Regions from separate parts of the Homo sapiens genome. Here regions 2 and 3 are each linked to region 1. Evidence: read pairs that join two places in POLR2A ChIA-PET (ENCODE). Cell type or tissue: Panc1. All regions are shown on one strand. Links, peaks and the distances in the headings refer to the core of each region. The heading gives the core; the rest is flanking DNA.

Region 1 (10,832 bases), core at 1,844-9,843:
GATGTTGAGTTAGAGTCTTCTGGCTTCAAGTAGACCTACCTACCTCCTAAAGAAGATAAAAGAAATATACACATGTGAGGGTGACAGGACTTGGCAAAAGAGCCTGTCTGTGGACGGTGCCATCCAAAAAGCAATGAAGGGTCAACCCTGCTGCGAAAGACGACTGGATAGCAAATTGAAAACCAAGTGAGAAGAGGCTAAATAGACTAACAACTACCCTCATTCCCATCCTTGGGCCTGGGAGCTGTCTGAAGTCTAGCCTGGTTTCTAAACTATTCTTATTTACCTAAATCAAAATCTCTTCCTAACCAACTTTTCTTCAGTAAAGCCTCATCTCATCTCTCTTTTTAGTTGTGTTTTCAAGAAAAACTTTTAAGAGTGGGAAGTAGATAGCTGAGAATGAGTTTCTAAAACTGACATAATTGTTATCTTCTTCATCCATAAAATAAGGTTGTCACTAGAGCCAGAGATTTAAAGGCCAAAAAGATTATGGTGCTTATTCTCCCATATGTAATTCAAACTGACACTAACATATATGCAGAGATTAAAATCTCTCTTTCTTAAACTTTTATAATTGCAAAATTCACTATGAGATGAGATGAGCGGTGCAGGGAGCGGGGGCAGTTCTGTGGGTACCCTGGGAATGTAATGTGCTCAGGGTGTCTCTGGGAAATGCCAAGCTTGACAAAAGTCAGGGCTTGGGCTCTTGTGAACCTGCCCCCCACCCTCAGCTCCCCATTGATTCCTACAACCTCCTAACTACTCAATCCATTGTTCACTCTTCACCAGGTCACTTTACAAAAACTAACAAACCAAAAGATCCAATCCTATTATCCTACTGCTTTTGAAAGTCTCCACAAAAAAGTTCAACCTTCTTTTGTCAGGTAACTGCAGTGACAAAATGTTCCTAACCATAAATACAAACATGAGCTCTGGCAGGTGTGCGAGTACCTAGGAAGGCAATGAGAAACAAGAGGCTTAAGTGAAAACGGTCTCAGGAAACTGCAGGCACTGTGTTTTTTCCACAAACCCCTTCACATCCCTTCCCGTGGCTGTCCAGGCCCACCTCCAGTGCCTCCCCTGAAGCCACCATGTAGCATGCATTACCTCACCCCACTTCAGTTTCCCTGCCTCTCCTTCAAGTTGGCATCCCAGGTGCGGGCCTTACCAAATTTTTGTGCTGGCCAAACTCCAACTCACTCTCCAAGACTCCACTCAAATATGATCTCATCACTCCCTGGAAACTCCCCTTATCAAAACTAGTCACTCCAGGTATTCTCAAGTGGCTGACACTTAGTACTCACTGGTACTGTTCATCGAATTCTCACAACAACCCTGTGAGGCAGGTAATATGTAATAAGGGAATAATTAGAAAAGAATCAAAAGGTTAAATAACTGGCCCAGGGTCATAGAGCTAAACAGGAGAGGCAAGAACTGAACTCAAGCAAATTGACCTCAGAGCCCATGTTCTTCAACAACTGTTTGAAATGTTTGCCTCTTCTTGAGGGCAGAGACACTTTGCACTGACACCTGCATTCACATTGCCTAACACATAAGTGGTACTCAATAAATGTCTGCTGAAGGCTTGATGAATTCAGAGGGTTTTACAGAATGGCAGCAGATTGTACAGTGGTTCTGAGCTTATCCTCAGTGAAAGTCCTGCTCACCTAAATGATTCCTTTTACCTAGATATAATACTCCTATTACCACATGTCTGAAAAACAGTTATCTATTATACAAATATTTGAAATGACCATAAATCAATGAACACCAACATGTAATTATGGGGAAAAGGAGAGGATAAAAATTGGGGCAGCCCCACCAATAATTATATTATTTTTGGTAAAACTTAACGTGATTCAAACATTAATTGGACACTTATAAAAATGTGCTAAAGATTAAGCATTCTTTTATTTTGGTAGCTGGCCTCCACAATGGCCCCCAATGGTTTTCACACCCTTGTGTATTCTTCTCCTACAATGAACAGAGATAACCTGTACAGCCAACAGGATATTGTGGAATGATGACATAAAGACATGGTAGCTTCCATCTTGCTCTCTCTGATCACTTGTCCTGATATAAGCCAGACATTCAAGCAGCCCTATGGAGAGGTCCACATGGTGAGGAGCTGAGGCCTTCTGCCAACAACCAGCGCAAATTTGTGAGGCATGTGAGTGAACCACCTTGGAAGTAGATTTTCCAGCCCCAGTCAAACCTTCATGTAGACTACGTACAAAATGGACTGTCACCTAGGTTGCAACCTTATTAAAGATCCAGAATTAAAACCATTCACCCAAGCCATTCCTGGATCCCTGATCCAAAGAAACTAGGTGAGAGTTCAAAAAAAGAAAAAAAAAAAAGTTACGTCTGTAGGCATGGGGCAACTTGTTATGCAGTAATAAGTAATTTATTTAAATTAAATAGTTTATAGCAATGCAAATAGAAGTTATTGATGTTAACACAATATCAGGTTATTGTAATTTCTAAACACTGAACAAAAGCAAAATAGAATGCTCAAGAATAACTCAAGAGCAAAATAAATTCCAGTTTCCAAGAGGCTCTACCTTTTTTTTTTAAACAACAGAAGAATGCAAACCCTTCATTTCCTTGTATATTTCTTTTAATGACAGCTGATTAATTGTTGGGTGTGCTCCCTTCCTCCAAACTAGGCCCACCAGGACAGATAATCAATGGACAATATTGACATTTCTATTACTGTAAAAATGAGAAGAGTTTATTGCTCTGGTTATTTAAGTATTATAGATCAGCTAAAAAGTCTAAAAGTTTTGGAGGAAACCAGCTACTCTCTACTCTGTGACTCCAAGATCCCCAAAATGTTTTCTGTGTGTGTGTGTGTGTATTTTTTTAGGCACATTTCTTTTTATTGAAAAGAGAAAACCCGTTTGAAATTGTAAATATTCAACTACAAATAAACTATGGTAGCACATTTTCATAAGTGATATCCCTGTGTATCCACAAAATAAACTATAAATACTACAGAATTCTAAACTATTCCTAAATTTTTGTTGTCTAATAAAAGAGTGGGAACATTCAAGGTGGTTTTTTCACCTTGTCATCAAAATACAAAGACTTACATCTCCAAATATAATTCAGTTTTGCTAAACGCAATACACAATGTTAGTAAGGAAGGTATCTTAGGTTTTACATAGTCCATATGAAATGTTAATAAGATGATCACAGAAACAATAAGGTAGATATTCTATGGAAATAAATCCATTATGATGCTATTAAGCTATATTAGTTTGCAAAGCAGAGAAAAATGGTAATACCAAAATTAATTATTTATATAATAAACCTTTACCAAGCTCTTATCATATTTAAAATACCACAGGGATTACAATGATGAAGATATGGGTTTCATTCCACTAACTACAGTACTTGTGAAATGTAACTAATGCCTAGTAACAATAGTATCAAATAAATGTTTGATAAACACCAAAGAGATTTGGAAAAAAGCTACAGCAGAGTTCATACAAGAGAAATCACTAATGGCTGGTGGATATCCAGGAAGCCTTCATGAAATAAGCCCCTTATGCTTATATATGGCTGTAATTTTTTTTACTTTTTTCACATTAATTTATCAATATTCCCATTATACAGGTTATACAAAGTTGAGGTTAAGATTAGGTGACTTGATCAGGATGCATTTCCTTGCTTTAAAAAGTAATAATAGGCACTCAACAAATAAGTCCCAGGCACCACTCTGCCCAGTTCAGACACTGTTCACAACCTTGTCAAGGTCAATCCTACAGTCTCCATTTTGCACATGAAGAAACTAAGATTTCAGATTTAGTACCTTCCCGGGTTCAGGTGACTAGTAAACGGTGGAGCCCTGATTTGAACTCAGATGTACTTGATTTTAAAACTTCTGCCAGACTCCCATACTGGGTAAATTCACCTATCCCATGCTGCTCTTAGCAAATGTTCATACTCTCTACCATAATTCCTCCACCCCCATGCCCCACCACACCCTTGACCTAATAAACTGATCCATAAACCATAAGGAATTGAAATGCATCCTTGTTAGTCTTATGATTTGTTATTAAATGTTATGCAAGAAATCAGAAGAGTGGCAGAGGAGAAGGGATAAGACAAGAAAGAGATATGATCAATTGTTTTTTAAATAGCTAAGTAATCATTTTTGTTTAAACCAGTTTGGAAAATGAATTTCATCAACTTTAGTAGACAAGCTATAAGATGACTATTTGAATAAAGTCTCCTTCTCCTGGATAACACTTCAATATTTCACACAACAGAGAGCTTTTTTCAGAAAACCAACTTCGCCGTTTTGATAAGTATTCATCATATTATTTAGGTGTCTTCTATCATTCCAATTTGAATCAGAAAGAAAGAGGGGGTGGGGGGAAAGAAAGACACTGTTAAATGCCTATAGATTAAGACAAATATAAAACACACTAGTAGTAGAAACTGTGTTTCACTATAGAACACACATCAGAAAATGTGAAATCAGGACATACTAAAGGTTTACATCAAGGAAGCCCCCAGAAAAGAACAGTATGGCTGTGGGTGTGACCCAGTGATTATGAGAAAACATATGGTTGGGCCTTAGTTTTAAGAGAAAACATTCTGACAGGCAGAAATGTTGGGAGGGAAAGAAACCTGAAGAACAGACAAGTAGAATCACTCTGCAAAGGAGACATTGTAAATCTGTCTTTACTACCGCTTGGTAAGTACAAGGCTCTGTTGGAGGCACAGTGAGTTTGCAGAATTCCAGCAAGATAGGCATACCCCTCAGAGATGCTTTCTAAAATCAAGAAAAATTCAAAAAGCTAACTAGTTTTTAAGTTAAGTGAAGAAAATTACAAAGGTAATTAAACAGATGTTGTGAACCATCCTCCAGGAGACAGTTTCTCTAAACATACTATAGGAATTCTCGGGAGGTTTCCACACTGTTTTGTTACTTGTTTAGACCCATTTCCCTACCATACCATGGAATCCCATCCCATTTCTTCTTTATGGTCCCACCACCTAGCACAGGATCTGGCAAACTCAATAAATGAGAACCAGAGGAAGGCCAGGAGGGGTTCCTGATAAAGCAGGAATTTCACATACTATTTCCTGAACTGGCAGTGCAGGTGGCTGATACAAATCTCTCTTCTTCTCCCCTACAAATGATTGTTTAGTCATGAGGGAGAGGGCTATTTTCTAAATGAAAGAAATTTTTTTTATTAAATTGTGACTTTAAGTTCTATTTTTGTACTAACAGAAACGAATCCCAAATAATGACTGCAGTCACCATTCCCCAATCACCCTGGAAATTTTTCTAAATACTACAGATTGCTCTAGTTAACCCCATCTTAGCTCATCGGATTTGATTATCCAGCTTATTGTGTGAATTAACCATCTGTTCAATAATAGGACTGCTACCAGACAAAAAGAAAAGTTCCAAGATTGCTTTTAAAGACCTGACAGTTTTGAGTTGAAGGCTGTCTGCATGGATGTTTTATACTTTTTCCCACTGTGTTCCCTTTATGGTCTCAAAAAAACTTATTTTAAAAAGAGCCTACTAAAAAAGCAAGCTCAAATGCTAGGAAGGAATTCATTTTTTAAAAAATAACATTAATTTCGACCAGGCGTGGTGGCTCACACCTGTAATCCCAGCACTTTGGGAGGCCGAGGCAGGCAGATCACGAGGTCAGGAGTTTGAGACCAGCCTGGCCAGCATGGTGAAACCTTGTCTCTACTAAAAGTACAAAAAAAAAAAAAAAATTAGCCAGGCATGGTAGTGCATGCCTGTAGTCCCAGCTACTCAGGAGGCTGAGGCAGGAGAATCGCTTGAACCCGGGAGGCAGAGGTTGCAGTGAGACGAGATCACGCCACTGCACTCCAGCCTGGGTGACAGAGTGAGATTCCATTTCGAAAAAATAAATAAATAAATAATAAAAAACCAAAAATTAATTTCAAGCAACAATGACCTTCATTCTCTTTTTAAAAAAGAGCTGGTAGAAATTTTTGGCATATATTTTAAAAGGCAAAAAATATAGAAAGTGAATAATATTCTACTGTTGGATAGAAAATGAATACAATGTGTTGGCATGTTCAAGTATGTTTTAAACAACTATTTAATTTCCTAAATTGAGCTGTTGCATAATGTATGTTAATTCTGAATATTGTCCTTATTTCAGTGCAAAGAAAAGCATAAACAATAAAGCCACTTCAAGCTGAAGAAAAAATTATCCTTAGGTTTAAACACCACTTAAACCGGGCACTTGTACAGATTATACTTTACCTGTTTCTGAAACCTTATCATTTCCTGCCTTAGTATGGAATTAAAGCATCCCAGTTTTTGGCTCAATTTTGGTATACTCTCCTTGATGAAAGCTTATATTGGCTGTAATGCTGTGTTAATAATGTTCAATTTGGCTCCAGGCTAGTCAAAAAAATCTAAGAGGCATGACCGCATAGCTCACAAGATGTACTGTGGATTTTGGTCAGTTCATATCATGAACACTCACTGCCTAGCAACGGCTCCAAATGTCAAGAGTTCAATCCTGGGCCAGGCGTGGTAGCTCATGCCTGTAATCCCAGCACTTTGGGAGGCCGAGGCAGGTGGATCACCTGAGGTTGGGAGTTCGAGACCAGCCTGACCAATATGGAGAAACCCTGTCTCTACTAAAAATACAAAATTAGCTGGGCATGGTGGCACATGCCTATAATCCCAGCTACTCAGGAGGCTGAGGCACGAGAATCGCTTGAACCCGGGAGGCGAGGTTGCGGTGAGCTGAGATTGCGCCATTGCACTCCAGCCTGGGCGACGAGCGAAACTCCGTTGCAAAACAAACAAACAAACAAACAAACAAAAAAAAAAAACGGTAGTTCAATCCTGCCCCAAGTTACAAAAAAAATGGTAGCAATACACAAGTGACAGTGTGTACGAATCCATAAGAGGGGAGAAGTGGATAACGAAAGGAAATTAAAGCAAAGAGAAGAGGCAGCAAAAGAAGAGAAAGGCAGCAGTAAGTAACTAGGAGCCTTGTCAGGGTTATGAGAAGCCAATGGCCACTGGAAAGAATAGGTGAGACTACAAGAAACACATGGAAGGAGTCAATGAATGTCTAGTCCCTACACAATTTAGAGGGAAACTGGGTTAAGAGGAGCAGCTGAAAGAGGTGCTCTAAGAAGAAGTAAGCTGCTCTTGTGGGGCTTGAAAGCTGGGAGCAGCCTGCACATCATAGGCCTCAAAAGGGCACAGAGAACCTACAAGTCCTGATAGTCCAGTGGACCAAGATATGTGAGGTCATCCACCTTGTATGAAATTAAGGCTTCAAAGAGAAAACTGCCCTTCTCCTCTGTACATTCTAGAGGTAACACAGATAACAGCAAACATTCTAATATTAGCTCTGCTGTCATGTGAACTTGGGACAGTTATAACCTCCCTGAGCTTCAGTTTCCTCATCTGCAGAGCAAGTTCTTGGGAATAAGTACACCTGGTGTGTCTTTTAAAAATTGTCACTGGCAGGTTTCTATAGCCCTGTGAAGTGCAGGAGCCTGGAGGAAGAAGATCTAATTAATGTAAATCAAGGCCACACCTATCCTCTGGGTACATCTGAACCCAACTTGGGATGCTGGGAAGCTCGACTGGATATAAAAATCTCACCCCTTTAAGACTGAGGACAGACTCTGCTACAGGGTCACTGAGACCAAGAGAATCACTTGCTACAAGCCAGCATAGAAAAAAACTTCACCAAACACTTCACTTTTATAGCCCTGTGGGCCAAGCCACTGTTCAAAGTACTTTATGTATGTTAATTCATTTAATTATCTTAACAATCTCATGAAATAGGGGTTTTCCTTGTTTTCTGATGATACGAGAGGCACAGGTAGTTAAAGAACATATGTCCCAGGTGTCCCTGCTAGTAAATGACAGTCAGCATACGAATCCAGCCCTGTCTGCTGCAATCTGTGCTCCTAACCACACCACACACTGCCTTTAGCCAGGACTCCACAGCCCTAGCACTGCACTGCTGAAAGCATGCTCTCCTCCCCTTTTTCTCTCCCCCAAATATTAATTTTGGCGACCCCTCCCTAAATTCCACATCTGTAAGATGGGGATAAGACCACTTCCTTCCCTATGAAGTGGAATATTTTTATGAGAAAACACCTAACAACACTTGCCACATTGCAGATCCTCGATAATTGCCGATTTACTCATTTACCTCAAGTAATTATTATCCAGACAAATGCTGCCATCTGCCTACCCCTCCTTGTTTACACAGAGCTAAGGCCCTGGCCAGATGAACTGGACCCCTGCACTGCCATAGACAGAAAACCATACGATAGTCTCTGAAAGGCACCAAACTAAATTATCCTTATGTATTTCCCTTCGGTGGATACTACCTGAATCTAGTGATGCCTTCAGGAGCTGTGGACAGCAGAGGGTTTGTCTGATCCCAGCAATGAAAGATCCCTTGTTTGAGCTATAATTTGGTATAATACAGTAACAACATGACATAGGGTCTATAGTTACAGCATTAGATGCCTCCCTCCCACACACACACAAAAAACCTTTAGCAAACCATCACACTACAGAACATTTGTGGAACTTCTTGGAACTCATTTCTGATTGGTGCGGCAAAAAGTGCAATAACCTGGGAGTTAACAAAAGGTTTGCATTAAGCACTAGCAGGCCAATCCAGGGGAGTCAAAACCACCAATAATGAGAATGCGTGTGAATCTGCATCTGAAAAATGAAAGGCTCAAGACCAGGGTGGTGGTTTATATCACCACCCTGGATGCTTTCCTCTGGACACATTTCAGTTTGTTAATGTCCATAAAATTTGGCACCCAAAACTAAAAACAACTTTCCAAAAATGGTCTGATCAGCATAAATGATTTATTGCCTGTGTTAATCCTGCCTTGACTTTTTAAAATTAATTTTACTAAATGTTGAACAGGCAAAAGAGTACTCATAAAATGAGTAAGGTATAAACAAAAGGAAACATTCATGCACTCACAATTTTAAGAAGAAAAAGTTACCTTGAAGCTCCTTTTGTGACCCTTCTTAATCCAACCTCTTGTCCTCCACTAAAAGGTAACAACAATTCTCCTTAATTTTGTGTGTACCCTTGCCTTTTAAAAAATAGTTTAGGCTGGGTGCAGTGGCTCACGCCTGTAGTCCCAACACTTTGGGAGGCCAAGGTTGGCAGATCATGAGGTCAAGAGGTCGAGACCATCCTGGCCAACATGGTGAAACCCTGTATCTACTAAAAATGCAAAAATTAACTGGGCATAGCGGTGTGCGCCTGTAGTACCAGCTACTCAGGAGGCTGAGGCCAGAGAATTGCCTGAACCGGGGAGGAAGAGGTTGCAGTGAGCCGAGATCGTGCCACTATACTGCAGCCTGGGTGACAGAGCAGAACTCCATCTCACACCTGTAATCCCACCACTTTGGAAGGCTGAAGCAGGAGGATGGCTTGAGCCCAGGGGTTTGAGGTCAGTCTGGGCAACATAACAAGACCCCATCTCTACAAAAGAACTAAAAAAAAAAAAAAAAAAAAAAAAAAGCTACGTGTAGCAGTGCACATCTGTAGTCCCAGCTACTGAGGAGGCTGAGGCAGGAGGATTGCTCGAGTCCAAGAGTTAGAGGGTGAGTGAGCTATAATCATGCGACTGCACTCCAGCCTTGGTGACTGGGCCAGACCCTATCTCCAGAAATAAATAAATAAATACATGATTGTATCCTTAAACAATGTACTACTTCAGTTTTGTGCAAATTTCTGAAGCTCATATGAATGGAATCATACTACATAAAATCTTTTAGAACTTGTTTTTCTGTTGTTGATGCACGAACTGGTAGTTCATTCATTTTCAAAGGTACAGAAAGGGCTGTCAACAGGCTGGCACACACGGGTATGGGTTGAGGCTCGCTGTTTATGGGCAGCAGCCACACTGACTGCATGGTGTCTACACTGTACTGGTTGTTCACTATTTTTAGTATCACCCCTGTCCTACGGTAATCCACTGTACAGATAAAAAATGCCTTATGCTTTCTACAATCCATGTTTTTTCTCCAGCTTTTTTGTTTTTTTTCTTTTTTTGGTACCACACAAAGTGCTCTGAACTATGCTGGACATGTGCTGGGTTGTAGGGTATACACATATTCAATTTTATTAAAATCAGTTTCCTTCGAAACTATGGTCGTAACCCATTGCAGTTTATAAAATTTCCTGGGTTGGTCCCAACATTTTTAATGAAAAAGAATAAATGAGAAAAGCCAATAGTAGAGAACATTACCTTTAGTAGAGAACTGATAAGATCAGTTTCTAGATACTTTGGCTTAAATCATACACATGTATCATATGCATACACATGTGTCAGTAAGTGAATTTCTTTCTGTGGGTCACAGTCAAAAAGCTCAGAACTATCTTCCAGTTGCTTAATTCTTGCTCTGGCTATGTCTAGTTTGCCATTAAACCTATTTGCTGGTTTTTAAATTCCAATTATATGTTTATTTCTCAAAGAACTATTTAGTTTCAGATTTTTTTTGTCATTTTTATATTCACTTGCAATTTACTCATATTTTTAACCTTTCCATTTCTTTAAAAGTTATTTTACATTCTTTCTGACAACTATAATATCTGAGATTATTACACACCTAATTCTGTTATCTACTATTTTGGCTGGTTCTATCGATGATGCCTTGTTTACTTTGTTTTGTGATTCCTGACTGTCATTAAAATTTCTTAAAACTTTTTAAACTCTTCAAGGCTTGCCCTGAAGAAAGATTCCTCCAAAAAGGACCTGCACTAGCTTCTGCCTTGTGCTACTATGGTGGAACCACTCTACAACTA
Region 2 (10,832 bases), core at 1,567-9,566, 560 kb after region 1:
AAGCTAATTAAGGAGCTGTTTGGAGACTCACAGAGCAATTGTCTGACAATTTTACCTGCACCTAGCACTAGGCCAAGTGAAAACACAAAGATGTGTAGATGCCAAGATGGCAGGAAATAGTACTGTGTTTCCCAAGTATGGTATATAGAATGATCCCTAACTTATTTGACCCTGGAGACCTTTTTTCTCAGAGCAGGGTAAAAAAACAACAACAGCAATAACAACAACAACAAAAACTCTTTAGGAAATGCTAATACATGATGTTCTCTGGAAGTTTTCAAATTCAAATTATATCCCTTACATTTCTTCAGTCCCACTAGCCTCATTTATTTTATCTTTTATTTCATTTTATTTTATTTTGAGACAGGATCTCATTGTGTTGCCCAGGCTGAAGTGCAGTGGCACAGTCACAGCTCACTGTAACCTCGACCTCCCAGGCTGAAGTGATCCTCCCACCTCAGCCTCCTGAGCAGCTGGGACTACAGACGCATGACACCATGCTTGGTTCATTTTTTATTATTTTTTGTAAAGACAGGGTCTTGCTATGTTGCCCAGACTGGTCTTGAACTCCTGGCCTCAAGCGATCCTCCTACCTTGGCTTCCCAAAGTGCTGAACCACCGCACTCAGATACACTAGCCTCATTTCAAATGCTCAGTAGCCACATGTGGCAATGGCTACCATATTGAACAGTGCCAAAATGAACGTCCCATCATGGCAAAGAGTTCTACTGGACAGCACTAGTCTAAAGTTTTCCTCATAACAAAGTAATTATATTCAAACTCTAGTCCTTAAGAAACTCACAAAAATAGTAACTTTAGAGTAGAAAAAACTGCAAAGCAGCAGCTTAGCCAAGTATCAAAGATAACATTTCTAGTAATGGGACAAACAGACATCATGTACCTCCTGTTATGCTATCCTAGGAAGAATACAACATCTCATGTGTGATATTTCTGCCAAAAACACATAACCTGAACCTAATCATTAGAAAACATCAAACACAGGTGGAAAGGTATTCTACAAAATAACTGACCTGTACTCTTTAAAATGTCAAGATCGCCAGGCACTGTGGCTCATGCCTGTAATCCCAGCACTTTGGGAGGCCAAGGCGGGCAGATCACCTGAGCTCAGGAGTTCGAGACCAGCCTGGCCAACATGGTGAAATCCCGTCTCTACTAAAAATACAAAAATCAGGCGGACCTGGTGGTGTGTGCCTGTAATCCCAGCTACTTTGGAGGGTGAGACAGGAGAATCGCTTGAACCCAGGAGACGGAGGTTGCAGTGAGCTGAGATGGTGCCACTGCACTCCAGCCTGGGCAACAGAGCAAGAATCCCTCTCAAAATAAATAAATAAATAAATAAATAAAAAATAAAATGTCAAGATGATAAAAGACAAAGAAAGGCTAAGAAACTGTACCAGATTAAAGGAGACTAACGAGACATGGTAACTCAATGTAATTCACGATCCTTAATTAGATCTTGACCAGGGAAAGAATAACCATAAAGGAAATCACTGGAATGATTGATCAAATGGACTGTGGGTTATATAATAGTATTATTAAAATGTTAAGTTTCTTGATTTTGATCATTGTGGTGTGGTCATGTAAGAGAAAGTCCTTCATCTTAGGAAATATACATTGAAGTATTTAAAAGTAAAGGAGCACTCATTTCTGTCTGTCCTCTCACCACTTGGTCCCTGAGGCAGACACAGTTGTGGAAAGTGTATAACAGACCAAGGAAACTAAGGCAGTGGCCATCTAGTCAGAATACCGAATACCAGGAAGATGTTACCTGGAAGCAAGAAGGATCTCCCTGGGGGAAATTATGGAAAGAAAGAAGCTCTAGAAAGTGATATGGGATCCAAGATGTATGAATCACTGGGCCCATCTTTGAGCTGTGCATTTAGGTCTGACCCTAAACAGCATGCAAAAGATATTGAGAACTGATCTACAGGGTGGACCACTGCACAAGTCCCAGAATAGCCACTGAGCGTCACGCACACACACAGGATGGATATAAGTAGCACTGCAAAGCCTTTGAAAATTGAACTGAAGTTGGAACCAGAGCCAACAGAAGGTGGGATAGGAATTTACAACCTAAACTTAAATGTGTCAATTTCCTGCTAAAACAAGCAAAATGCCCTATAGGATTTAACAAAACCCAGAGTCCCATAATATCATATTCAAAATGTCCAGAATCAAATCCATAATTATTCAACATATGAAGAACCAGGAAAATCTTCACATCTCTTAAGGAAAAAGATAATCAACAGCCATGAACACAGATGTTAAAATTAGACAAAGGCTTCCCAGCTATTAAAATCATTCTCGAATAAGTGTGAACACTCTTGAAACAAATGGAAAGACAGAAATTCTCAGAAGAGAAATAGAAAATATAAAAAAGAAGCAGAAGAAAATTTTAGAACTGAAAAAAATATAATAGCTGAAATTGAAAATTTACTGGATTGGGTGACTAAATGAACTTGAAGATAGATCAATAAAATTACCCAGTCTGCACAATAGAGATTTAAAAAAGATTTTTAAAACATGAGCAGAGCCTAATACATCTGTGTGACAATACCAAAAGGTTTAACATTTGTTTTATGGGAATTTCAAAAGATAAAGAGATTCATGCAGAAAGATACTTGAAGAAATAAAGGACTAAAATATTCCCCAATTTGGTAAAAGACATAAACTTGCAGATTAAAAAGGTTTAGTAAACCCCAAACGGAACAAATTTGAAGAAATACACACCCAAATAATATAATCAAACTACTGAAAACTAAAGACAAAAGAAAATACCTTGAAAACAGCCAGAGAAAAATGATATGGTGTTTTTGGTTTTGGTTTTGATTTCGGTTTTGTTTTTTTGAGACGGAGTCTCACTCTGTGGCCAGGCTGGAGTGCAGTGGCACAATCTTGGCTCACTGCAACCTCCGCCTCCCGGGTTCAAGCGATTCTCCTGCCTCAGCCTCCCTAGTAGCTGGGACTACAGGCATGTGCCACCACACCCAGCTAATTTTTTGTATTTTTAGTAGAGATGGGGTTTCAGCATGTTGGCCAGGATGGCCTCAATCTCTTGACCTTGTGATCTGCCCTCCTCGGCCTCTCACAGTGCTGAGATTACAGGTGTGAGCCAACGCGCCTGGGTGGCAATGATGATTTTTACATGACTTTATATTTCTCATCAGAAACCATGAAAACAAGTAAGCAGTGAAGCATTTTTTAAATGCTGAAATAAAATAGCTTTTAACCCAGAATTCTATATCCAGTTAAAATATCCTTCAGGAAAGTAGGCAAAATGAAGACATTCTCAGAAAAAGGAAGACTGAGAGAATACATCATTAGCAGATCTGCTCTTTAAAAAAATGCCAAATAAAGTTTTTCAGACAGAAAAGAAATAATAAGAGTGGAAACGCTTATGAATAAATCAAAGAAGACCTAAATAAATGGAGTGGCAAACTATGTTCATGGACTGGAAGATTCTGTATAATTACCTTGTCATTTCTCTTCAAATTTATCTGTAGATTTAATGCAATTCCAGTTAAATCCTGGAATAATTTTTTTGTAGATATAAACAAGCTGATTCTAAAATTTACATAGAAAAGCAAAGGAGCTAGAATAGTCAGAAAAATTTTTTAAGCAAGAATAAAGTTAGAGGATTCACAGTAGACAATTTTAACACTTATTATAAAGCTACAATAGTAAATGCAGTCTAGTATTGCCAAAGTGATAGACACACAGATCAATGGAAAAGCATTTTAAAATCCAAAAATAGATTCAAACAAATATGGCCAATTGATTTTGAACAAAAGTAGAACAGCAATTCAATGGAGAAAGGGTAGCTTTTTTGGCAAGTGGTTTTAAAACAATTGAACGTTCAGATGCAAAAAAAAAAAAAGTATCTCAACCTAAACCTTGCACTTTATGTAAAAATTACTCAAAACAGCTCATAGGCCCAAAGTTGAAACATAAAATTATCAAACTTTTAGAAGACAAATAAAACCTTCATGAACTTGCATAAAGCAAAGCATTCTTAAATATGACACCATAAGAACAATATATAAAAGAAAAAATCAATAAATTGGACTTCATTAATAACTTAAACTATGATACAATATTTGTAAATCACACAGCTAACAAAGGACCTCAATATTGAAAAAAAAAACCTCTTGATAATCAACAATGAGAAAATGAACAGCCCAATTTAAAAATAAGTAAAAGATTTGAATGAATGCTTTATTACATATGATAGACAGATGGTAAACAAACACATGAAAAGATGCTTAACATCACTAACCATTGAGAAAATATTAATTAAATCCACAATGTGATACCACTACACATTTATTAGAATGGCTAAAAAAAATTTTAAACTGAAAATATCAAAAAAGATAAAACCTGAAATGAAAAAGAAGACATTACAATTGATACCACAGAAATTCAAAGGAGCATTAGAGACTATTATGAGTAACTATATGCCAATAAATTGGAAAACTTACAAGGAATGGATAATTCCTAGACATATACAACCTACTAACATTGAACTATGAAGAAATCCAAATAGATCAATAACAAGCAACAAAATATAAGCCATATATCAATAACAAGCAACAAAATATAATCTAAATAGATCAATAACAAGCAACAAAATATAAGCCATAATAAAATTCTCCAATTAAAGAAAACTCCAAGACCTGATTACTTCACTGTTGAATTCAAACAATCATTTAAAGAACTAATACCGATCCTACTCAAAGCATTCCAAACAAATGAGGTGGGAATACTTGCAAAAACCAGCAATATCAAGTGCTGACAAGAATGCAGAGCACCTGGAGCTTCCATACATTGCTGGTGGTAGTGCAAAAGAGTAAAGCTGCTTTGCAAAATAGTTTGGTAGTTTCTTATAAATTTAAATACACACTTAGCATATGACCCAGCAACCCCATTCATAGGTATTTACACTAGAAAAATGCAAATTTATGTTCACATAAAAACCTGTACATGAATGTTTATAGCAACTCTATTCATAATTCCTTGAAAATTGAAATGGTAATTTGAATGTTTACCAGTGAGTGAATAAGCAAACCTATGACACATCCATATAATGCAATATTGCTCAGCAGCAATATAAACAATGAATGATTTATACACAGAACATGAATAAATCTCAAAAGCATGATACTGAGTGAAAGAAGACAATCTTAAAAGTTTACATTCTGCATGATTGTATTTCTATGATATTCTGGAAAAGACAAAACTATGGAGAAGGATAAGAGATCAGTGATGACCAGGGTTTAAGAGCAGGGGTAGGGTTTGACTATAGAAGGGCAGCATGAGGAAGGGTTTTATGGTAATGGAACTGTTTGGTATCCTGGCTGTGGTGATGGTTACATGGCTCTATCTGTGTGCTAAAAATACACCAAAAACAGACGGTCAATTTTACACTAGGTAAATTTTTTAAAATTTAATAACAATAATGCTTTAAGTAAAAGAGTAAAGGAGTGTGATGACTACAGTTTTCTCTTGAATGGTTTAGAAAAACATGTATGTAGGTAGGTAGATAGGTAGATGTAGGTAGGTAGGTAGGTAGATAGATGGATATAGTGGATAGCTAGAATGAAATAGCAAATGGAGAAAATGTATACAATTGGTGAACCTAGGTAAAGGGTGTAAAGGAATTCCTTGTACCATTGTTATAACTTTTCTGAAAGTTTGAAAGTATATCAAAACAAAAAGTTACCACAGAAGTGCATTTGTTTGTTTGTTTGACAGAGTCTCACTCTGTTGCCCAGGCTAGAGTGCCCCAGGCTAGAGTGCAATAGCGCGATCTTGGCTCACTGCAACCTCTGCCTCCTGGGTTCAAGCCATTCTCCTGTCTCAGCCTTCGGAGTAGCTAGGATTACAGGCACGTGCCACCACGCCCAGCTAATTTTTGTATTTTTAGTAGAAATGGGGTTTCACCATGTTGGTCAGGCTGGTCTCCAACTCCTAACCTCAAATGATCCACCCTCCTCAGCCTCCCAAAGTGCTGGGATTACAAGCGTGGGCCACCGGGCCCAGCCAGAAGTGCTTTTTTTTTTTTTTTTAGACGGAGTTTCGTTCTTGTTGCCCAAGCTGGAGTGCAATGGCGTGATCTCGGCTCACTGCAACCTCCGCCTCCTGGGTTCAAGTGATTCTCCTGCCTCAGCCTCCCGAGCAGCTGGGATTACAGGCATGCGCCACCATGCCCGGCTAATTTTGTATTTTTAGTAGAGACGGGGTTTCTCCATGTTGGTCATGCTGGTCTTGAACTCCCGACCTCAGGCAATCCGCCCGCCTCGGCCTCCCAAAGTGCTGGCATTACAGGCTTGAGCCACAGCGCCCATCTGGAAATGCACGTCGCCGTGGCTCAAGCCTGTAATCCCAGCACTTTGAGAGGATCTCTTGATCCTGGAAGTTCCAAACCAGCCTGGGCAACATGATAAGACCTCGTCTCTACAAAAAAATACAAAAATTAGCCGAGCGTGATGAAGCTCACCTGTAATCCCAGCTATTCAGGAGACTGAGGTGGGTGGATCACTCGGGCCCAGGAGTCGAGGCTGCAGCGAACCGTGATCGTGCCACTGCACTGCAGCCTGGGCAACAGAACAAGACCCAGTCTCTAAAAATAAAAATAAAAAAGTGGCTGGGTGCAGTGGCTCACGCCTGTAATCCCAGCACTTTGGGAGGCCGAGGTGGGCGGTTCACGAGGTCAGGAGATCGAGACCATCCTGGCTAACATGGTGAATCCCCGTCTCTACTAAAAATACAAAAAATTAGCTGGGCGTGGTGGCAGGCGCCTGTAGTCCCAGCTACTCGGGAGGCTGAGGCAGGAGAATGGCATGAACCCGGGAGGCGGAGCTTGCAGTGAGCCGAGATCGCGCCACTGCACTCCAGCCTGGGCAACAGAGCGAGACTCCGTCTCAAAGAAGTAAAAAATAAACAAGTGCATCTCCAATAAAATATGTTTAAAAAATATCTTCAAGAATATCATAACACATATGCTGTGTCAGCCTTTTTCTTATTCTTCACATCTAGTGTGATCTCTCTCCTGTGTCTGAGCTTGAGAAGTCCCACACAATAACCCTAGAATAGTAGTAGTCCTCAATGTATCCTTTGTGGGAACCAGGAGTACTGAGTTGAGGAGGACTCCCAGGCCAAGTCCAGGCTTACTGGGGAAGAGTTCTATTATTGATTAGTGATGCTTCTCATAGGTGCAGGCTAGGTTTCTGGCAGGATGTATGCCAAGAATATCCTAATGCAGCTTATATCATCCTGTTACTGTTTACCAGGTTTCTTCTTCAAATCGCTACTTAAAGCTCTAACACCCAATGAAATTTGTATTTATTGGGGACTTCTCAGTAAAGAAGTGTGGGACTTCTCAAGCTCAGAAGTAGGACAGAAATCAAACTGAGAGTGAAGAATAACAAAAAATTAACACAACATACATCTTATGATATTCTAGAAGATATTTTTAAAATAAAATATACATGTTCTTTATCTCATCAACATAGTTCTAAATATTAATAGCCTTATTAGAGATGGCTTACCTTGTTGCTTTTAGTTAAAATCTCGTATCACTAATTATTTATCTTTTCATGTTCTCCTTTCTTACTTTTTTATCCAAATATAAATGTATATTTTATTTTGCCTAAACAATTGAAATAGTCTCAGCTCTTTCCTCGCCTCATCTTTCCATACTTTCATCCTATGCATGGTGATTTTCTAAAGTACAGATTAGATCAGATTTATTGATCTGGTGCTGCTACGAACCAGAGTCTATGCTAAGCATGGGAGACAGATGCTATGATGATTCAATCCCTACTTTCACCAGTTCAGATCCAGAGGAAAAGACCAATATGCAAATATATTGTTACAATACACTGAAAAACTCCTACTACAATTTTCTTTTTGTTTTTGTTTTTGAGATGGAGTCTCACTCTGTCGCTTAGGTTGGAGTGCAGTGGCACAATCTTGGCTCACTGCAACCTCCTCCTTCCGGGTTCAAACAATTCTCCTGTCTCAGCCTCCCTAGAAGCTGGGATTACAGGTGCACACCCCACGCCCAGCTAATTTTTATATTTTTAGTAGAGATGGGGTTTCACCATGTTGGCGAGGATGGTCTTGAACTCCTGACCTCATGTGATCCGCCGCCTGCCTTGGCCTCCCAAAGTGCTGGAATTAATTACTGACGTGAGCCACTGCGCCCGGCCCTACAATTTTCTTACATGTGAAATAAGAGCAAGAATGGTACATGCTTCCCAGAGGATGCAGAGTTACAGCTTGTAAAGTGCTTGGCATATGATTTGACACATAGTAATCATACATACTCACTAGCCATTAATATAATTACACCCAAGTGCCAAGTACAGTGTTATAAATTATCATTATTCTATCTTGCAGGATAGTGGATTTAAATCATTTTTTCAAGCCACCCAATGAGTCAGGGAATTTTGAACAGAGCCAAAATTTTGAAGTCTGTTATCCCAAATCTCCCACAAGGGAATACTATTTTCCAAATAAAATAAACTGTGTCCTTTTAATGTTGTCATCTGTTTCTAATATGCTTTTGAGAATCTTTCCACGATGAATTTCAGCAGAAGATGATCCCCATCTTTTTCTCAATCATGAGGTTTACAGTCAATGACATTATCCCCACATTCTATTTAACTGTACTGTCCTCTATAATTCTCGCCAGCCCTCACAGCTCAGGTATGTTCCTCCCAACACTCATACATATTTATTGACATTAAATAAAATCTCCTCTTCAACAAAATGAATTATGAATATTATATATCAAAAAATAATAGCTACAATGAAAGGTCAGACTAGGAAATAAGACCCAAAACTTCTAGCACTCTGAGGATTTGAAAAATAAAATGACATGGTGCTTTCCTAAATCCCAAAGATAATCTCTTAAGTGTCCCAAAGAAAGCCTGGAGCACAAGGATAAGAATCAAAAACTATCGTACATTTCCAAACATGTCCAAAAAATATGTTTTCTCCCAGCTTCCAGGATAAATCCAAAACAGAGCTTTTATTTTTTTCTTATATTATGGCTTTTTAGATGTGTCCCAGAATATTTTTTAATAGGCTGCTCTTATAAACAGGAGTGTATAAGATTCTTGCAGTGCAGTGGTGCAGAAATAAGAGAATGGAAAGATCTGTGCTCTGAACTGAGCCCCACCACGTAACTGCTGGCATGATTCTGTGCCAGAAACTTAATCATTTTGGACTTTGGTTCTGAAGCTATAAACCTTAGAGATAAGAATATCTGGCTGGGCGCAGTGGCTCACGCCTATAATCTCAGCACTTTGGGAGGCCGAGGTGGGTGGATCGCCTGAGGTCAGGAGTTCAAGACCAGCCTGGCCTAAGTGGTGAAACCCTATCTCTACTGAAACTACAAACATAAGCCGGGCACAGTGGTGGACGCCTGTGATCCCAGCTACTCGGAAGGCTGAGACAGCAAAATCGCTTGAACCCGGGAGGCTGAGGTTGCAGTGAGCCGAGATCACACCACTGCACTCCAGCCTGGGCGACATATCTATTCTTATCTATCTCAATAAGTTGTTATTGAGAACAACAACTAGCATTTGTGTGGCAATGTAAAAACTAACTTTTTCCTCATAAGCAGTATTTTATTTAGTTACTATTACTGTTGAACTGAGTATTATTATTATTACAGTCATTATATTCTTCCAACAAATAAGGAAGCTGAGGCTCAAAGGATTTTAAACTAACCTGCCTAAGATCAGAGAAAGTGGTAAATTACATCTCCTAACTACAGCTTTGCTTGCCCCGCTGGGTGGCAAATGCTTTGACTACAGGGATTTCCTTTTAACGTCATAGTCTTTAGGCTGAGTATCAGCCCTGTGCATAGTAGGCACTCGGTAAATATCTGATGAGCTGGGGAGAACCAAAGTGGCAGAGTGGGAGTCTGGTTCACCAAGAGTCAACAAGAAGAGACATTAAATTTTATAGGATATGAGGAAAAGCTCTCAACAGAAAATATATATACTACTTAAATTTAAAATAAAAACCGTACTGCAGGGTTATTTATCCTTTGAACACATTTAGGCCTTATATTTTAGGGCACATTTAATTGGGTGCAAGCGATAAAAACCTACTTGGTGAGGGAAAGAGACAAATCTTCCTTACAGAAGAATTCCACATAATATCTAGAGATACTTCCTTCTTCAAGAGGTAGAGCTTAATCCTCCAGCCCCTACTTTGGCAGTGAGTGTGATGATTAATTTTATGTGTCGACTGGGCCACAGGTTGCCCAGATATTTGCTAAAACATTATTTTGGGTGTTTCTGTGAAATGTTTTTGGAGGATATTAACATTAAATCAGTTGACTGAGCAAAGCAGATTGTTTTCCCTAATGTGGGTGGGCCTCATTCAATCAGTTGAGGGCCTGAATAGAACAAAAAGGCTGACCCTCCCTTGAATAAGAGGGAACTCCTCCTGTCTGACTGCCTTTGAGCTGGGACTTTGGTGTTTTCCTGCCTTCAGACTCAAAATAAAATGTTGGCTCTTCCTGGGTCTTGAGCCTACCAGCCTTCAGATTGGAACTACACCATGGGTTCTCCAGCATCTCCTGCTTGATGACTCACTCTGCAGATATTGGGACTTGTCAGCCACCATAATTATGTGAGCCAATTACGTAAAATAAATCTCTTTTACACAGATATATATGGGTGTACTATATATATAGTACACACACACAAGTACATATACATATATGTGTATATATACACATATTTATATGTGTGCGTATATATGTATGGTTATATACAGATATACATACACCA
Region 3 (10,832 bases), core at 1,279-9,278, 210 kb after region 1:
GTTTGTATACTTTTTGGTAGAGATGGGGTCTTGTTATGTTGCTCGGGCTGGTCTCACACTCCTGACCTGAAGCTATCTTTTTGCCTTGGCCTCCAAAAGCACTGGGATTACAGAGCCACCCCCCCCCAGCCCTGACTTCTGCGATTATTGTTTCGCTCAAAGGAAAAGACGCCACACTAACAGTTGTGCTTAAAAATCATTCACAATAGGGCCAGGTGTGGTGGCTCATGCCTGTAATCCCAGCACTTTGGGAGGCCAAGAGAGGAGGATTGCTTGAGCCCAGGAGTTCAAGACCAGCCTGGGTAATCTAGTGAGACCCTGTCTTTATAAAAAGAAAAATTACTCACAATCTTTCTTCATCATCAGGAAGTTGTTTTTCCTGTTCATCCTAGATATTGCATGGGTACATTTACAACCATTTCCTCTGTCTAGTTAGGTTAAATAGAAAACTAATGAGTTTGTGCATGCTTGGGCTCTTGAGGCAGCACATCCTGGTAAGAGCTCAGGGCTGGCTCATCTGCTCTGCCCTGCATCCGTCTCGTACCACGTGTTTACATTTGATCAAATTACTTAACTTCTCTAAGCTTCTCTTTCCTCATCTGTATCATGAGAATAATGATACTAGTAACGCCTACTGTTTTAGGTCAGTTCCCTGGGAAATAGACTCTGAGGTGGGGATTTGCATGCAGGGGGTTTGGAGTGGATGCCCTGGTATCCACATCTGTGGGAATAAAGGAAGCAGGATTTGGTAGAGCTGGGAATTGAACTACAATGCAGTGCCCACAAAAGCCCCAGCTGATCCCACGTGGGCGTCCAGGAGCTAAGAGGGCCCTTTAGAGTTGCCCACCTGAGGCAAGTGGGCTGGACCTTTAAACCCTGGATCAGTCAATGAGGGAAGAAAGCACAAACTTGAGTGACAGCTGCGTGCAATTCCTGGTGAGTAACACAGCCGGCAACACTGCTGGGAGCCGGGGAATGAGAGGCTTACTTTTTCAGAAGAGATCTGGATAGCGCACCATGCACCTGTTACGCCTGCCTGGGATGATTAAGTGAGGTGATTCATAAACATCATTTTCTACAGTGCCTGGCACACAATTTGCTATAAATATTACTAATAGATACTTACTGGGCATTCACTATTTGAAAATGCTAGAAAAAGACACTGGAGACACTTAGGAAAGTACAAAAATCAATCAGAAATACACTCTTCCTGAAAAGATCATAGTTGAACGGGAAGACACAAACTAGAGGCTATGGTCAGTCCTACCCTCCTGGTCATCGCATATGCTCTTTGTAATATTTCCTAATTACCAAATGGATACCAGATATGTTTTGTAGCTTTCAAAGTGATTTTTTAATGTGTATTCCTGCTCTTCAGCATCTTGTGGTTTCATTGGAGAGTCAAGAAATATGTGCATGAGAGAACTTGATAACAGCACAACATATGGTTAAGTATAAAAATGTGTGACGAAGACCCTAACTAGTGACAGGGGCCTAGCCTGAGAGAGAGGGTGGGCGCTGGAGTAGTCAGGAGGGCTTCGTGGATGAAGGGATTTGACCTGGATTTTGTCAGACAAATGGACTTTGGATAGGTGGAGAGAAATGACGGAACTCCAGACCCAAGAAGGGCATAAGGCAGGGGTCTGCCCATGCCTGTGTGTGGTGAGAGAGGCAGCAGGATGGCAGTGGAGATTTTACATTGACATTGGCCACTCAATGCACCTCTGCGAATTGGTGGCATCAGATTACTTCTGTGACAGATTGGGGCATTTACGCCTGATCCTACCAGCACTCTTTAGAATTTTTCAGTGACAAGGATAAAACCTTGTAACAAGGAGATCGATCTGGGGTATTGAAAATGAGCTATAAAGGAAAACTAGAATTTATAGAGCACCTCCTGGGTAATCTTTTCAATGTCTTCTACTGGTATTACCATGTAAGCCAGGTGACAAATACTGAAGCTGAGGCTAGAGACTGAGATTGGACACCCAGATATCAATGCTTTGTGAGGCAGTTTTAGCAAAAACACGATTTACACAGAGGAGAAAGCGTAGACTTTGGACCCAGACTGATAAGGCTCAAATCATCGTTCCACTACTTACAGGACATGTGACCTTGCATAAGTGCCATAACCTCCCTATGCCTTTATGTTTCTATCTGCAAAACGAAAACAGTAATTCCCATCTTACAGACTTGTAAGGATAAAATGATAATTTAACATAATATGTATTGAAGTTGCTTACTAGACTTACAGATGTTTGATAAACGATATTATCATTATCAATCTTATTATTATGCCCATGTCAAGAGCTTCTTCTATCTTCTTTTTAAACTTGTATTTTGTCTCTGTTTGCCTGGGAATTCACAGTGCTTAAAATAAAATATAGTATTTAAATTCCACTCTTAAGGTCTAATTATAGAGCTTTACCATGATTTCTCTTAAGCGCCCGAAGGAACAAGGCTGACGGTAACTTGTACCCTTTGTTGGTAGATGAAAGTGCCTTGATGAGAGGTCACTGGTATGAGGTGCCATCCTTTAAATTTCAAGTCCATACTTATTATGCTAACTTTTATTCTTTCAGGTCTTGAAGTGTTTTCTAGACCAGCCCATTCTGCTGTCGACATCTCTGATGAAAAGCCCCACTAGATGTCTTTGCCCAGACTTTTCCTTCTTTTTCACCTCATCTCATGCCCTGGAGAGGAGTAGTGCCTAGTGACCAGGAGGAAACCTGCAGGTTAAGAGCTATGTCCATTAAAATCAGCAAATATTAAATAAAATTAAACACTCTGGTCCTCAGTTGCCAATAGCCACATTTCAGATGCTCACGCTAGTGGCCCCTGTATTAAGCAAAACAGATTTGGAAAATTTTGACCATCACTCAAAACTTTTTTTGGACAGCACTGTTCTAGAGTCAAATGGAATAAGTGATCACTGTATTGCCCAGGCTGCAGTGCAGTGGTGCCATGTCAGCTCACTGCAATCTCCACCTCCTGAGTTCAAGCAGTTCTCCTGCCTCAGCTTCCTGAGTAGCTGGGATTACAGGCGCGCGCCACTGTGCCCGGCTAATTTTTGTATTTTTAGTAGATACGGGGTTTTACCATGTTGGCCAGGCTGGTCTAGAACTCCTGATCTCAAATGATCTGCCCACCTTGGCCACCCAAAGTACTGGGATTACAGGCGTGAGCCACTGCATCTGGACTGAAGTTGAGTTATATCTTTAACCCTCACTGTCTAACTTTGAGAAAGCAATTTAGTCTTTCTGTGCCTTGGTTTTATTATCTATAAAATGAGGGTATAAGCATCAACTTACTGGGGTAATTTATGAGAATTAGATGAGTTAATATATGAAATATATTTAGATTAATCCCTGGCATATAATATTTTCTCAATAACTGTTAACAATTGCTATTCATTAAAGTCTTAATAAAACAATACCTACTTCAAAAAGAAAACAGACTAGATAGATGAATGGAGGGTGGCTGAGGGTAGTTGCCCATTGTCTATGCGTCCAAAGTTGGTGTATGTGTTGTCATGGAACTCATCAGGCAGTATTGTAATATTCGTTGTCTGTGTCAGTTTTCTTTTCTTTTCTTTTTCTTTTTTTTTTTTTTTTTTTTTTTTTAGATAGAGTCTTGCTCTGTGGCCCAGGCTGGTGTGCAGTGGTATGATCTTAGCTCACTGCAACCTCCACCTCACGGGTTTAAGCGATTCTCCCAACTCAGCCTCCCCAGTGGCTAGGAATACAGGCACACGCCACCACACCCGGCTAATTTTTGTATTTTTTGGTAAAGTCGAGGTTTCACCATGTTGGCCAGGCTGGTCTCAAATCCTTGACCTCAGGTGATCTGCCCACCTCAGCCTCCCAAACTGCTGGGATTACAGGCATGAGCCACTGTGCCTGGCCTGTGTCTGTTTTCTTTAAGAGACTCCACACTTTGGGAGTTCAGGGACTGGCGCCTTATCCCTTGCCACACTCCTAGCACCTACTGTGGTGCCTTGAATATAGTTAGCACTTGGTAAGTACTTTTTTCCCTCAACATGGTTGAACTAGCTCAAATGCTTAAGAACCAATAGTTTTCTTATTTACTAATATATTTTAGTGGGAATAAGAGGATTGGAGTTTTGCAAATTTTATTCTATTATTAAGCCGGATAGAGACATAGACTTACAATTAGGTTTAAAGATAATAGGGAAAACTATTTAAAATCAGGAATGGATGGGAAGAGCCAAAATGGATAATCACTTCACATGTTGGGAAGGAGGGAGGAGGGAAAGTGAGGGGAGAAGAGAAGATACCAAGTTGATAAATCCTGTGAGAGACAGCTAAAGACAAATGTTCCCTACTTCAACATTTTACCGTAGGGAGGTCCTGAAGCCCGGGATGTAATTATCTTGGCTGGAACTCCCAGACGAGGGTAAATAGAAATCTGAGTGTGTCAACAAATTATTTAATTAAACAGAGTACATGGCAGTGTGAAAGCAAAATTATAATGTGCAATAAGATAATGTGATTGAAAGCTTCAGCTGCGATGGAATGGAGAGAGTAAGACATTGAAAGAAAAATGATACAGTCCTGAGGAACAGGCCATGGACTGGGGTAGCCAATGTGAAAAATAAAACAAGAAGTCAGATAAAGAAAATGGAATTGTATTATTCAAGAATACCTGTTTATTTAGATCAACCCCTTGGGTTTAAAATAAATTTAAAAGCAATTGAGATTAAGCCATCGTTTTAGATGAGCCAAGGAGGCCTGAAAGTGGCATTAAAAAGGTCTCAGGATTTGTGGCATCAGCATAAAAGTGGCAGTTACAATTAGAAGCAGAAGTGAAATGGCTAAGATGTAGAAAAGCAAGAAATGAACAGATGGCCAAAGCATTCAGCTTGCTAGGGTGCTAAAACCAGATATATTTTATATTTCATTCCAAGTTAACAAATATTAGGACATTAAAATGCATGAACGTGGTGTGTTTTCCATCTTGCCATGTTTTTATTACCAAGTTAGGGGGAAAAAAGTAGGCTGCACGTAATGTATGCAAATGCATCAGTCTAAACAAATGCAGAGTCAGTGGAGATCAGGAAGGTCGGCTGGATTTCTATTTTCTAAAGAGCTGCCTGGTCAATTGCATCCTAAGCTTCCTGTGTCCAGATAGTCCTAAGTGGCCACCCACTTCCAGAAAGACTACAAGGGTTAGATTGCTGAATGACACTTTCTTTAAAGGTGGTAGTAGCTCCCAATGACGTTTATACATGGAAGATGTTTTTATTGAACTTTAGTATGTCATTCACCCTAAGCAATCATTAATACAAGGTAAGGTCACTGTGATCAGTGGAATATTGATAATACCAGACTGTCATTACAAGACCCATTTCTTACACATTTTCTGTGGAGCCTGGAGCTTTCTCTGTAGACTGAGGCCACAGTTAAGCACAAAATTTTCAATGGTTTGCAAGCTTACTGGTTAAGGAATAGGAGTATGTTTAGAGTCACTCATCTCTCCTGAACTTCTTTATTTGATCTCAGCCAATATCTAGGCTTCCGAAACCAGATCACGATGCTGAGTCCCTAATGGAAAACTTGTTGAGTTCCTTTTTTTCATGATTGTCAATTTCCAGGCTACCAGATTCTCTTGTCTGTCTTCAGAATACATAGCCATGCGTCTCTGAAAATAAAGAACAATTTCTCCCTCTCCACTTTTCATTTTTACCTGGACCAAAATTGCACTATATTCATTCATCCAGTCAGTCACTTAATCTATATTTATTGAGTGCTGATTATGTGGTAGGTACTGAGCCAGGAACTAGGGATGAAATGGTTTCTGCACTTATGTTCAAAAAGAGATTGACTTTCTCACAGTCTGTGTTTATTAACTTTGACTCCCTTTGACATAATCTAAATGCAGTGGAGAAAAACATTCACACCTAACATCTATGGAGGCTGAAGCTGTACATATAAAGAAATACTCAAGAGAGTGTGTGCCCTTCCTTTATTTCCATCTCCTGACCTGCTCCAAGTTATGTTCTGGAAAATACTATTAGATTGGTACAAAAGTAATTGCACTAACTAAATATGCACACAAAAAGCATCTGTGAACAACACTAATTTGCTCTCAGGCTGCAGGGGTCATTGAAAAAAGAGCATTTAGCTTCCTCTAGTACCATATTAGTATCTGGAAGGAATACAGTTTTTGACCAAAGAGAAGGAAAAAAAATTGTGCGTATATTGTATGGTTACATTATTTCATATGAATGTATGGAAAGATGTATGTGTATGTGGATGTGAGGGTCATCTGGCTGAGACATCTGTCACCCGATTGATGGCCAGGGTTGATTTGGCTGATCTGGCCGGCTAGGTGGGTGTCCCCTTTCTCACAGCTCCATGTGCATCTCTCCTGAGGCTGCTTGGTCAAAAAGGATGGCCTTCCCTGATAGAGGAGGATCATTTTTCAGTCAAGGGTATATAAGTCTTTGTGCTCTCCGGCTAGGACCTCCCAACAAGATATATGTGTATGTAAATTAATATGTATATATTTTATTATATATGTATAATTTACCTATGTGTAAACGCAACACCAAATAACATATACTTTTTTTTTGAGACAAGAGTCTCACTCTGTTGCCCTGGCTGGAGTGCAGTGGTGCAATAACAGCTCACTGCAGCCTCTATCTCCCAGGCTCAAGCAATCTTCCTGCCTCAGCCTCCCAAGTAGCTGGGACCATGTGTGTGCGCCACCACACCTGGCTAATTTTTAAAGTGTTTGGAAAGATGGGGTCTTACTATGTTGTTCAAGCTGGTTTCAAACTCCTGGGCTCAAGCAATCCTCCCACCTCAGCCTCCCAAAGTGCTGGGATTAGAGATGTGAGCCACCACACCTGGCCAACAAATACATTTTTAAATATGGTTAATGCAACCCTCACAGTAGCCATGGACTTGAGGAAATGCTATGTATGTGTGTGTGTGTGTTGGGATAAGGATGGAGGCTAGGGCAGGGTAGAGAGACTACGAGAAGGGATGCAGAGCACAGAAGCACAGAATTCCTTAGTGTCTTCTATCATAATTATTGAAGGGCTATGAATGGTACGAGAACCATGGCCAGTAGTGATGATAGGGCAGAAGGGGGAGGATGGAAAGAGATGATGATTTGAATACAGATCAGAGAAAGATGGTGCCTTGAAGATATTAATAACATATCCTGCTGCTAATTTAATATATAATATGTATATATAATATATTGACATATATGTACACATATGCACAAATAATATGTGTAATACATAAATTATGTACCATAGTAAATAGAAATGTCCTCCATATTTCCAAAGTTTAGAAAATGGTGATAAGTTTTCTTTATATGGTAGCAGAGTTAAGCCACCTTTATTTATAAACTTAAACTATGTGTCAAAGGTAATTTAAAAAGCTATCTATATAAAATTTGCTATAAAGAATGAGTATATTTTAAAACTGATGAAATATGGATATCATTGCAGCCATATCCTGCTGTTGATTACATGATTTTTTAAAAGCCAATAATTATTTCAATATTCATCTAAAATACTCTGATTGAATGAAGAGATAAACAAATCTGCTACTAGAAGATGAAAGGAATATGTACATGTAAAATCATCAAAGAATGTGCTTTAGAGAATTACACAAATGCTTGAGGAAAAATTATGTAAATAGCATTTTTTAGAAACATAAATGTAAAAAAGTTCCAAAAGTGGCATACTATTATATCATAAATATGTATTATTCTAAAAGTAATGCTGAAGGCATTAAGCATTTCTCTTTAGGATAAACGCTATTTAATGAAAATAGAAAACATTTTCAAAGTAGCTTGATTGCTAAGTGTTTATATCAGCTACAACTGTTTCAGTAAAAAATAAACATAGATATTTAGGTAGAGAATATAACTGAAGTATACTTTTTTTCAGAATACATAACCTAAGGATTTAATATTTCAAATATAGAAATAATTTTAAAGGCTTAAAAATAAGACCTATGTAGTTGAACAATAAAATCTATTTCTAAAACATTTTATAAAATATAAATCCCTTTAATCAGCTCTGCAATTATTCTTATTCTTGTAATTGTGTCTTCCTGGTCTTAGAAAACAGATAGAGAACTGAGACCCCATAGGGTCATGAAAGAGACACTGGACTCCAGGGTATTGCATAGCTACTAATGCCAGGAACTTAAGATAAATGTTTGTAAAAGATAAATAGCCAGTATTGAGTGCTTACTATGTGCCATGTGAAACATGGTTTTCCTTCATTTAAAAAATTTAATCTTTCCAAAACACTATGAAAAGTAACATTTATTATCCCCATGTTGCAGATGAAGAAACCAAGACTGAGAGTGATTTATGTTAACTTGCCCAAGGTGAAGCAACTAGAAAATGGGAAAGCAGGACTGGAACTTAGGAAGCAATATCTTTAACCACTGCCCTGTACAGGCACCCATATTAAACCCAACTAAAACTCTTTATGATTAATTTTATCTCAGGAAGTCAGAGAACTGTAAAATAACCTGCCCAAGGCTCTTTTGCAGATTAAGTGTCAGAGCAGGATTTAAACCCGAGCCTGACTTCAAAGCCATCTTCCACTGTGCTTTGCTGCCTTCACCTGAGATGATGCCAAATACCTGTGCCACATACTGGCACCTGCAGTTTATTAGGCTGTTGGCATCTAGTCAAGGATCCTCACAGGGTGTTAAAGCAGCGGTAGGGACCAGAGAAGGACTTCTGCCTAAAAGTACATGCAGACCTGTCCAGCTGCAAGTCTGAATCTGTTAACTTTGTGCCATGGTGACCCCTGATGGGGTCTACATCCTATGCAATACAGAGCTGACCACTGTATTTCAAAATGAGTTAAAATGTGTGAATAACCATAAACATGAGTGATGGAGTAAAAAGATAAAATCAAACTAGATATATTTATATTAATAAGAAGACAGACATAATAGAAATATTGAAGGTCTTAGAAATTAAATGAACATTAAGAAATGCATCTGAATACATATGATCTATTTTGCAACTAAAACTTTGACTATTGTTTAGAATCAGATTTTAAAATCAATGTAGCTTTATATGGATATTAATCATAATACTATCCATAATCATGTGTAGTAATCAAAATAAACATTATTCCTCCGAAAAAAATATATGATTGTATGTACTCTATTATTGAAAAGGTATTCTTCTGCTTCATTGCTAATTATGCAGTTCTGCTGAAGAATTTCTTCAAAGTGAGATCTGGACTCTTAAAATATATGTACATGTTTCACAATTGCTTAAATTGACAATGGAAATAAAAACTTTGTAATTACCAGAAATGAACCCCTCCAAATGGATCACTTTTAGTGAGTACAGAGGCCTTTTGAACTTTGCCAAAACAGGTGCTTCATGCAGAGAAGGCTGCTGAGACCAAATGCTAGGATTATTAAGTAATAATTAGAGAAATTCTAGGTAGAGAGAGTGTATGAAAGGACAGACTTTGATGAGACAGATGACCTTTCAGTGTTGCTAAGGTGTTCTCATGGTGGATTTTCCCATTCAATTCAACAGCCAGCAAATAAAGCAATAAATTAGAACATGCCCAACCACTAGGAAGTCATTTCTCCTGTTAAAAGGAGTCGTAATAGGAAGCAGAAGTCAGATGGTGGAGTTGATAGTGTTCTGCTCCCTCGGGGCCCATTCCTCAATGGTGAGATCTCCCAAGAGCCTCATGACTGATAAACTGCTCACTCTGGAGTCCTGCCCCAGCTGGCAGACATTAAGTGACCAGACAAACAGCGGACCTGTCCCACTGCATCAGCCAAGCCCACCCTTTTTTCCCAGACAGGAAGGGACTCCAGGGCTGCGAATGCAGGTCTGGTGTGACTTGGGGACTTCTGGCACACACTTCTCTTTTCCCTCTATCTGTTGATTCCTTTAAACCTGAAGAGGTGAAAAATATCTCTGAAGAAGTAGATCCCTGGCACTAACTTATTTTGTGCCAGGAAATACTATAATTCAAGAAAAATTCTTTTTTCCTCACTAAGGATGTTACTTAGATTATTTTAGGGCAGTCTTTATTCTGGCAAAAACAATTCTGATTAAAAGCTTGCCACAGTATATGACAAAAATAAACCAAACAAATATGTAAATAAAATAAATAAAACTTGTTTAATGGGTACATTAAACCCAATATTCTCGTCATACACAAATTTACCATTCTCTGTAAGTTACTATACTATTAAAGTCACCCCAAATGAACTGTTATTAAGAGTACAGCTGGCCGGGCGGGTTGGCTCATGCCTGTAATCCCAGCACTTTGGGAGGCCAAGGCGGATGGATCACCTGAGGTTGGGAGTTTGAGACCAGCCTGACCAACATGGAGAAACCCCATCTCTACTAAAAATACAAAATTAGCTGGGCATGGTGACACATGCCTGTAATCCCAGCTACTCAGGAGGCTGAGGCAGGAGAATCGCATGAACCCAGGAGGCGGAGATTGTGGTGAGCCAAGACTGTGCCATTGCACTCCAGCCTGGACAACAAGAGCAAAACTCTGTCTCAATAAATAAATAAATAAATACAGCTATAGCTGGAGTCTGGGTCCTGGATGAAGCATTTTTTTGTTTTTGTTTTTGTTTTTTCCTTATTCCCATAACTTCATTACTCTGCCTTTTAAGAAAATCTAATTTGATTAGCTCTGTTGAGTTGCCTTTTTAAGAAATTGTATCATGCTAAAACATAATGGGAAATGTTCCATAAATGATTTAGTTAAACCTTTAAAAGTTCTTTAAATAATAGAAGAAAAGCCTGGTGAACTTCAAGTGAGATTCTTGAAGGAT

What was found. Peaks named below come from ENCODE experiments on the same cell type or tissue, not always from the same donor. Only the 100,000 strongest peaks of a DNase experiment are listed, where the experiment ranks them.
Region 2: POLR2A ChIA-PET joins it to region 1 with 9 read pairs; 1 of 35 experiments calls an interaction of 5 or more read pairs at or near these places.
Region 3: POLR2A ChIA-PET joins it to region 1 with 6 read pairs; 2 of 35 experiments call an interaction of 5 or more read pairs at or near these places.

What each region holds. Positions count from the first base shown.
Region 1 is chr12:25,982,938-25,993,769 of GRCh38, reverse strand. The region is part of intron 1 of RASSF8 (Ras association domain family member 8); the gene reads right to left. Among named protein-coding and RNA genes, the nearest start is that of RASSF8-AS1, 29 kb to the right of the region's middle. In Panc1, for the core only: CTCF peaks have their summits at 2,022 and 8,395; no DNase peak of the experiment used is centred there; H3K27ac peaks cover 2,406 bases.
Region 2 is chr12:25,422,032-25,432,863 of GRCh38, reverse strand. No RefSeq gene overlaps it. Among named protein-coding and RNA genes, the nearest start is that of LMNTD1, 130 kb to the left of the region's middle. In Panc1, for the core only: no CTCF peak of the experiment used is centred there; a DNase peak (open chromatin) is centred at 5,103.
Region 3 is chr12:25,775,011-25,785,842 of GRCh38, reverse strand. It overlaps the pseudogene RN7SKP262. Among named protein-coding and RNA genes, the nearest start is that of MIR4302, 94 kb to the left of the region's middle. In Panc1, for the core only: no CTCF peak of the experiment used is centred there; no DNase peak of the experiment used is centred there; H3K27ac peaks cover 139 bases.